Regions from separate parts of the Mus musculus genome. Here region 2 is linked to region 1. A link is a loop called in an ENCODE intact Hi-C map of the cell type or tissue named here. Cell type or tissue: heart. All regions are shown on one strand. Each heading gives the region's core, and the rest is flanking DNA. Links, peaks and the distances in the headings are about the cores only.

Region 1 (2,918 bases), core at 161-2,660:
ACCCCCCGGCTAAGAACTAACCCTCTTCCCAAGCTCCGCAAGTCAAAGGTCATCAGAGTCTTGGGTCAGTCTGAGATGGCTTTGGACACACAGGAAGGGCACGGAAAACTAAGAGCTCTTCAGAAACAAAGTAGACAGAAGCCCGAATGAGACGCAAAATCTCAATCATAGATGACAGTTCTCCTAAAATAGCTCGTGGGAGAAAACTACAGTTTACCACTCCTTTTCCCCTCCTCCGCAGTGTCTCAGATGGGGAGGTTTTTAAGATGCATTTTCTAAATATTGGGGGAGGGGGGGGAATGGCCTCCCGTGGATATAAAATCATGAGGGAACATTAAATCTCCATGTTGTATCTCACTTCTGTCTTGTCTAAATGCATCAAAGAACAAGCTAAGAGTCTAGATTCTAGGACATAGAGAATGGTAAACGGTTTTATAGTTTGGATCTTAACTGCCTCACAAAGACCATGGGTGTCTTGAGGAGGCATCAGGGGGTGTTGGAACCTTTAGGAGGTGGGGCCCAGTGCCGGGAAGTTGGGTCCCTGGCACACCCTTAAAAGTGATAAATTAGAAGCCCAGATGTTTCCTGTGTCTCTGCACCCCTGGCTACTGGAGCTTGCAGCCCCTTGTTTTCACACACTCTGCTGTGGTTCACTGTCTGACCACAGGCCCAGGACCTGTGAAGTCAGCATTCACAACAAAAGGTCCCTCGTTTAAGCTGCTTTCTCCAGTTGTTCCCTCATGGCGGCAGAAAGCCCACCAACATGATCGGATTGCCATCCGTTCTACAGCCAGGAAATGCCCGACATACTCATTCCTGCTTGTTTCATGAGCCCCTCCTCCTTGGGAAGCCACATGGGGGCTTGACAGCCTCTCCCTGTGGAGCAGCCCTTGGCCCATAGAGCTTTAAGATGTAGCTGCTGAGTCAAGCTTAGCCATTGTAGCTCAGGAGGGATGATTTTGGGACAGGCCATCTTTCTGGCTCGTTGGCCCATTCCTTGATGGAATTTCCCACTTTTCTGAGGACTATCCACTCCTCTCAAGGATTTCCTATTATGCTAGTTAGTTTGTAATGGAAAAAAAAAAACCAAAAAACAAACAAACAAACCATAAAATGCCTGGTAGTTTATTTTTTTCTCATTTTTGTAGTTCAGCTCAATAACCTCGAGGTGGCAGTAGAGACTCCAACCAATTTTCTTGACTGGATCCAACCGCCTGTACATTGCTTCATAGGATCTTACAGCATTAGGTGACAGGTCAGTTGAGAAGGACTTAGCAGAAGGACTTAGCACAAGTGAGGCGACCTCAGTCAGGACTGTTTGGCTAGAATCTCTGGGAGGGCAGAGCAACCCTCTCCACTCCACCCTTCTGTGAGGTGTGTGTTTCCAGCTTTAACCTTCCCCCTCCCCCATTTTGCAGTCGGGAGTGGTTTGTGCAAACAAGGAACTCTTGTGAGCCAAGCATGAAGTTAGAAGCAAGGCTTGGGATAGGGGTTATTCTAGTTCAGATGTCACTCAAAGCCCTTGGGCAATGCATTTCAAGCCAAATACAAGCATCTTGACTTTTAATTGATTTACACTAAAATACATATCTAAGCTCCAGTTTTAAATGGAAAAGTGTTTGGTTAATAACTTCCATTAACCCAACATCGTTTTAATGACTAGAGGTAAGGAGCGAGATTGGATTTCCTAAACAACACAGCCAATACCCACAACAAAACAAATGTAAGTGGAAAAGCACGCTGGGAACGAACAGCTTGCTCCCGCAAATCAAGTTTTCCAAAAGCCAGGTGGTAGGAGGGCTTTCGTAACATGCGTGTTCCTATTCTTAAATTTTAATTTGAAGAAAAAATAGACAGAAGAAAAGTAGTAATGTTGCCCATTGCTGGGACAAATTCCTAGCAAAGAAAGGAAAAGGCGCCATGGTGAGTCACGACCCTTCACTGTGGGTCTGGCTGAAGTGTACCTGTTACAAGGACTTTTCTGGGGAATACACATCTCATTTCAGACAGGGCACAGAGGACGGATCACAGCAACGGTTCTTCCTACAACAAACCAAAGGGAAAAAAAATGTCACCCAGGTCCAATTTGGTGAATCAAATGAATTGATGGAACTTATGGGGGCACAGACTGGGAGCTACCTACAGGATCAGAGGTGACTCATAAACATCTGCATCCCTGAAAAGGGCCACCCCATCATGCCTAATGACTCCTAGAAGCTATATCATAGAGTCCAGGCCTTCGGTGAACCGCAATGCTATACATTTTCTGGTACCTTCCAACATAACTGTTCAGCTGAGGCAGAATTACATACAGCTGGGAGGTGACCGCAATGAGGCGTGATTGGCTAGAATCTCTGGGAAGGCGGACCAACCCTCCCCACCCCACCCCACCCCTCTGTGAGGAAAACACCAACAGGCTGGATCACCAATGGCTGTTAATGCTCAGAAGACAACATACTGCAGCAAAACTCTACAGTGCTGGCTACTGGGCCTCGCCTGTCACATTAGTATGTGTCTCAGCACTGTGACAAAACAATTGATAAAAACAACTTGAAGGAAGGCAGTGTTTACTGTTGGCTCGAAGCTTGAGGGTTGGCCACATCTCGGTGGTGACCTGAGAGGAGATCAGACATGTCATACCATGACCAGGTAGGGGAGAGAGATAAATACTGTGGTCCACACAACTTTCTCCCTTTAATTCAGCCAGGAATCCTAACCTGTGAATCTCGCCCACCCACCTTTAGGGAGGGATTTCCTTCTTCAGGGAACAGTTCTTTCCGGAGACATCTCTATAGACACACCCAGGAGCGTGTTTCCATGGTGATTCTAAACTCCCATAAAGTTGAGAAGATTATCACACCAGCCTTTCTTGTTTGCGGCTCAATAAGATCACAGCAACATATATTCGTTTTAAAAAT
Region 2 (2,918 bases), core at 190-2,689, 270 kb after region 1:
AAGCATGTGTTACTTTGAGTAGTGTCATGAGCTTATTTTTCAATCCACCCCACCGAAGGAGTGATCTTTTTGTCCCAGGGATCCATACTGTACCCATTATCCACCCACCAGTCACTCAGTTGCCATCTTGGTTAACAAGGTATCAGGTCAACTGTTTCTATATTCCAGTACTTGTATTAAGGTTACCATATTCTACTTGATAATGGCTCTAAAACCACAAGGATAGTGATTCAAAAGAGGCATCAAGGTCATTAAAGATGAGAGGAAACATTAACTCTGATACTTGGACAGCACTACAGAATCTATGAGACAGGGAACATGTGGTATACAGAGAGCTCAATACTTTCAGACTCTAGGCAACCCAAAGGGTCTTGGAGCACACTCATCATGGACAAGAGGGCATTTAAAGAACACTTTGAAGTATGTGTTCTGTTGCCTAGATACACATAATTGTTTCTTTTTTTTGTCCCTCACTGAAGGAGTGAGAAATCTCAAAGTAGCTTATTACTCTATTTTGCTCCTTTAAAAACTTTCTTGACTCTACCTCTCATATGCCATTTTGAACCTTCTGGCTAAGTCTTGCCTGATTTCCATGGCTGCTCATTGGAGCATAGCATCACCTCATATATGCCTGCCTTCTCTGGATGTGCTGAAGTTGACTGTCATTGGGTTCCTGGGTGGCTCACAGCTAAGACTCATTTTTCTATATCCATCTTCAATCTTTTTAAAATCAGCTCAGGTCTCAGAACCTTATCTCTATATGAAGTGACTATGGTGGTTTGAATGAGAATACCCCCCCCCCATAGGCTCACACAATTAAATGCTTGGTCCTCTGTGGATGGAACTCTTTGAGAAAGATTAGGAGGTATGGCCTTGTTGGAGAAGACATGTCACTGTGTGAAAAGGCATGGGCTTTGGGGACTCAAAAGACTCTCACTACCCCCAGTTAGCTCTGTCTTTGCCTCATGGTTGTGTCTTAATATGTAAGCTCTCAGCTACTGATCCAACGCCATGTCTGCCTGCCTGCTGCTGTGATCCCTGCCATCATGTTCAGACTCTAACCCTTTGAAACTATAAATCCCAAATGAATTCTTCCTTCTATAAGTTGCCTTGGTCATGGTGCCTTGTCACAGCAATAGAACAGTAACTAAAGCCTTCAGGATGAATTTATTAAACCAAAAATGAGAGCAGCTTTCACTCTAAATTTCAATCCTGAAGATGACATTGTAGTATCAGAGAATGATAGGTCTCAAATGGACATAAAGTACTATCTACCCAAACCCTCACCTATACCTTCTTCCTCCCCCAAATCTTGGCTCTTTTTCCAAGTGGCTAACAGAGACAAATTCATGGTTTTCTTATGGGTCAAATAATTCTCCCCAGTGGACATTCATCGAATTACCCTATATTCCAAAATTAGTTTTTAAAATAGAAAACATATCTTTTACCATATCCTTAGAGACTTGTCTTTAAGCTTGTATGTAACAAGAAACTGAATCAATTAAAATAAATAAGACCACTGACATGAACTTTCTGTTCAACAAATAAAATACAAAATACCCAAAGCTCTTTATACATTTAATTTCAGTGACTAATGTTCCCAGATCCGACAGCCCCATCACAAGGTCATCTGCAGAAGCCTGGAATCCGGACAAATTATCAAATGAATCTTATAAAACATATTTGCATGAATTTTTCTCTGGCTGTCAAGATCAGTTAAAGATATTTGTTATCTTGAGAAATAATGACAGACATGAAGAATGTCAACCACATTTCTTCTTCCTACTTTATCTTTGTTAATGTGGGGATCTTGAATAGGGAGAGAGGGGTACTCATACAATGTTTCGAGCCTTAGGACTTCTTGGCCTCTGTTTTCAGGGCTCATAAATATCCATATGCCAGGTACCTAATTAGTGTTGTAACCTAAGTTAATGGACAGGCTATTATGACAAAATTGCTGCAAGGTAATGGACAGAATTAAATTGTCACTTAAACCAATAGACAGGGCACTGCTCTAATTGGCCCATCTAAGTCAATGGAGCCTGAGCTGCCCCCCCCCTAACCCCACTCCTTCTCTGGGTTGGAAGAGACCTTCAAGGTTATCTGGTTCAAATTTCCTCAGTAGCATCATCCATATGTCTCCTTCATTCTGTTTCTAGAACCTCTAGGGTTGGGAAATGCCCTGCCTCTAAATACTCTGATTGCTTTTTTCAAGGGGTGCTAATTACCCAGGGGCTTCTTCTAATCCTACCTGGGTAGATCTGTCACCTAGAATTAAACACCTGGAAACAGACTGCCCTCTCCTGAAATAAAATGCTCCTGCACCTTGTTAATTGTTTGGAATAAGCAAAACACAGTCAAGATTCTTGTAGATCAAGACTCTACTTTGAATGGATTTGCCTTCTAAGAGGAACTCATACCTGTGGTGTCTCTGGGTTCTCTATGGGGTAAGAGAGCGGCTAAAAGAACATGTAGTGTTCTTTATATTCATTCTATTTTGGTGAGGTTCTAAGAGGTCCTGGCAGGCAGAACCTATGTTTGGGCCATCTCAAAAATAGTTTAGGAGATGTCCTAGTGAGCCTTAATTTTCACCTTGACACAATCTAGAACCATCTGAGAGGAGAAGCCTCAATTGAGGAGTTGCCTAGGTTATATCAGTCTATGGGAATATCTGTGGTAGAGTCCCTTGGTTATTAATTGACTTAGGAGGTCACAGCCCACTGTGGGCAGTACCATCCCTAGGCAAGTGGTCCTGGGCTATTTAAAACAAGCAACATTCTTCCACAGTTTCTGTTTCAAGTTCCATCTTGACTTTCTACCTTAACTTCCCACAATGATGGATTGTGGCCTGGGAAGTATAAGCCAAATAAATTCTTTCCTCCCCTAAATTATTTTGGGCTTCATCCTTTATGACAGTA

Evidence for each region. A loop is a pair of places that touch in the nucleus more often than their neighbours do. Peaks named below come from ENCODE experiments on the same cell type or tissue, not always from the same donor. Only the 100,000 strongest peaks of a DNase experiment are listed, where the experiment ranks them.
Region 2: it touches region 1 in a loop (4-fold over the local background); 8 of 42 quality-filtered maps call a loop at or near these places.

The regions. Positions count from the first base shown.
Region 1 is chr13:45,441,036-45,443,953 of GRCm38, reverse strand. No RefSeq gene overlaps it. Among named protein-coding and RNA genes, the nearest start is that of Mylip, 53 kb to the right of the region's middle. In heart, for the core only: a CTCF peak has its summit at 1,165 (motif pointing right); DNase peaks (open chromatin) are centred at 553 and 803; H3K27ac peaks cover 614 bases.
Region 2 is chr13:45,167,396-45,170,313 of GRCm38, reverse strand. No RefSeq gene overlaps it. Among named protein-coding and RNA genes, the nearest start is that of Gm40932, 62 kb to the right of the region's middle. In heart, for the core only: no CTCF peak of the experiment used is centred there; no DNase peak of the experiment used is centred there.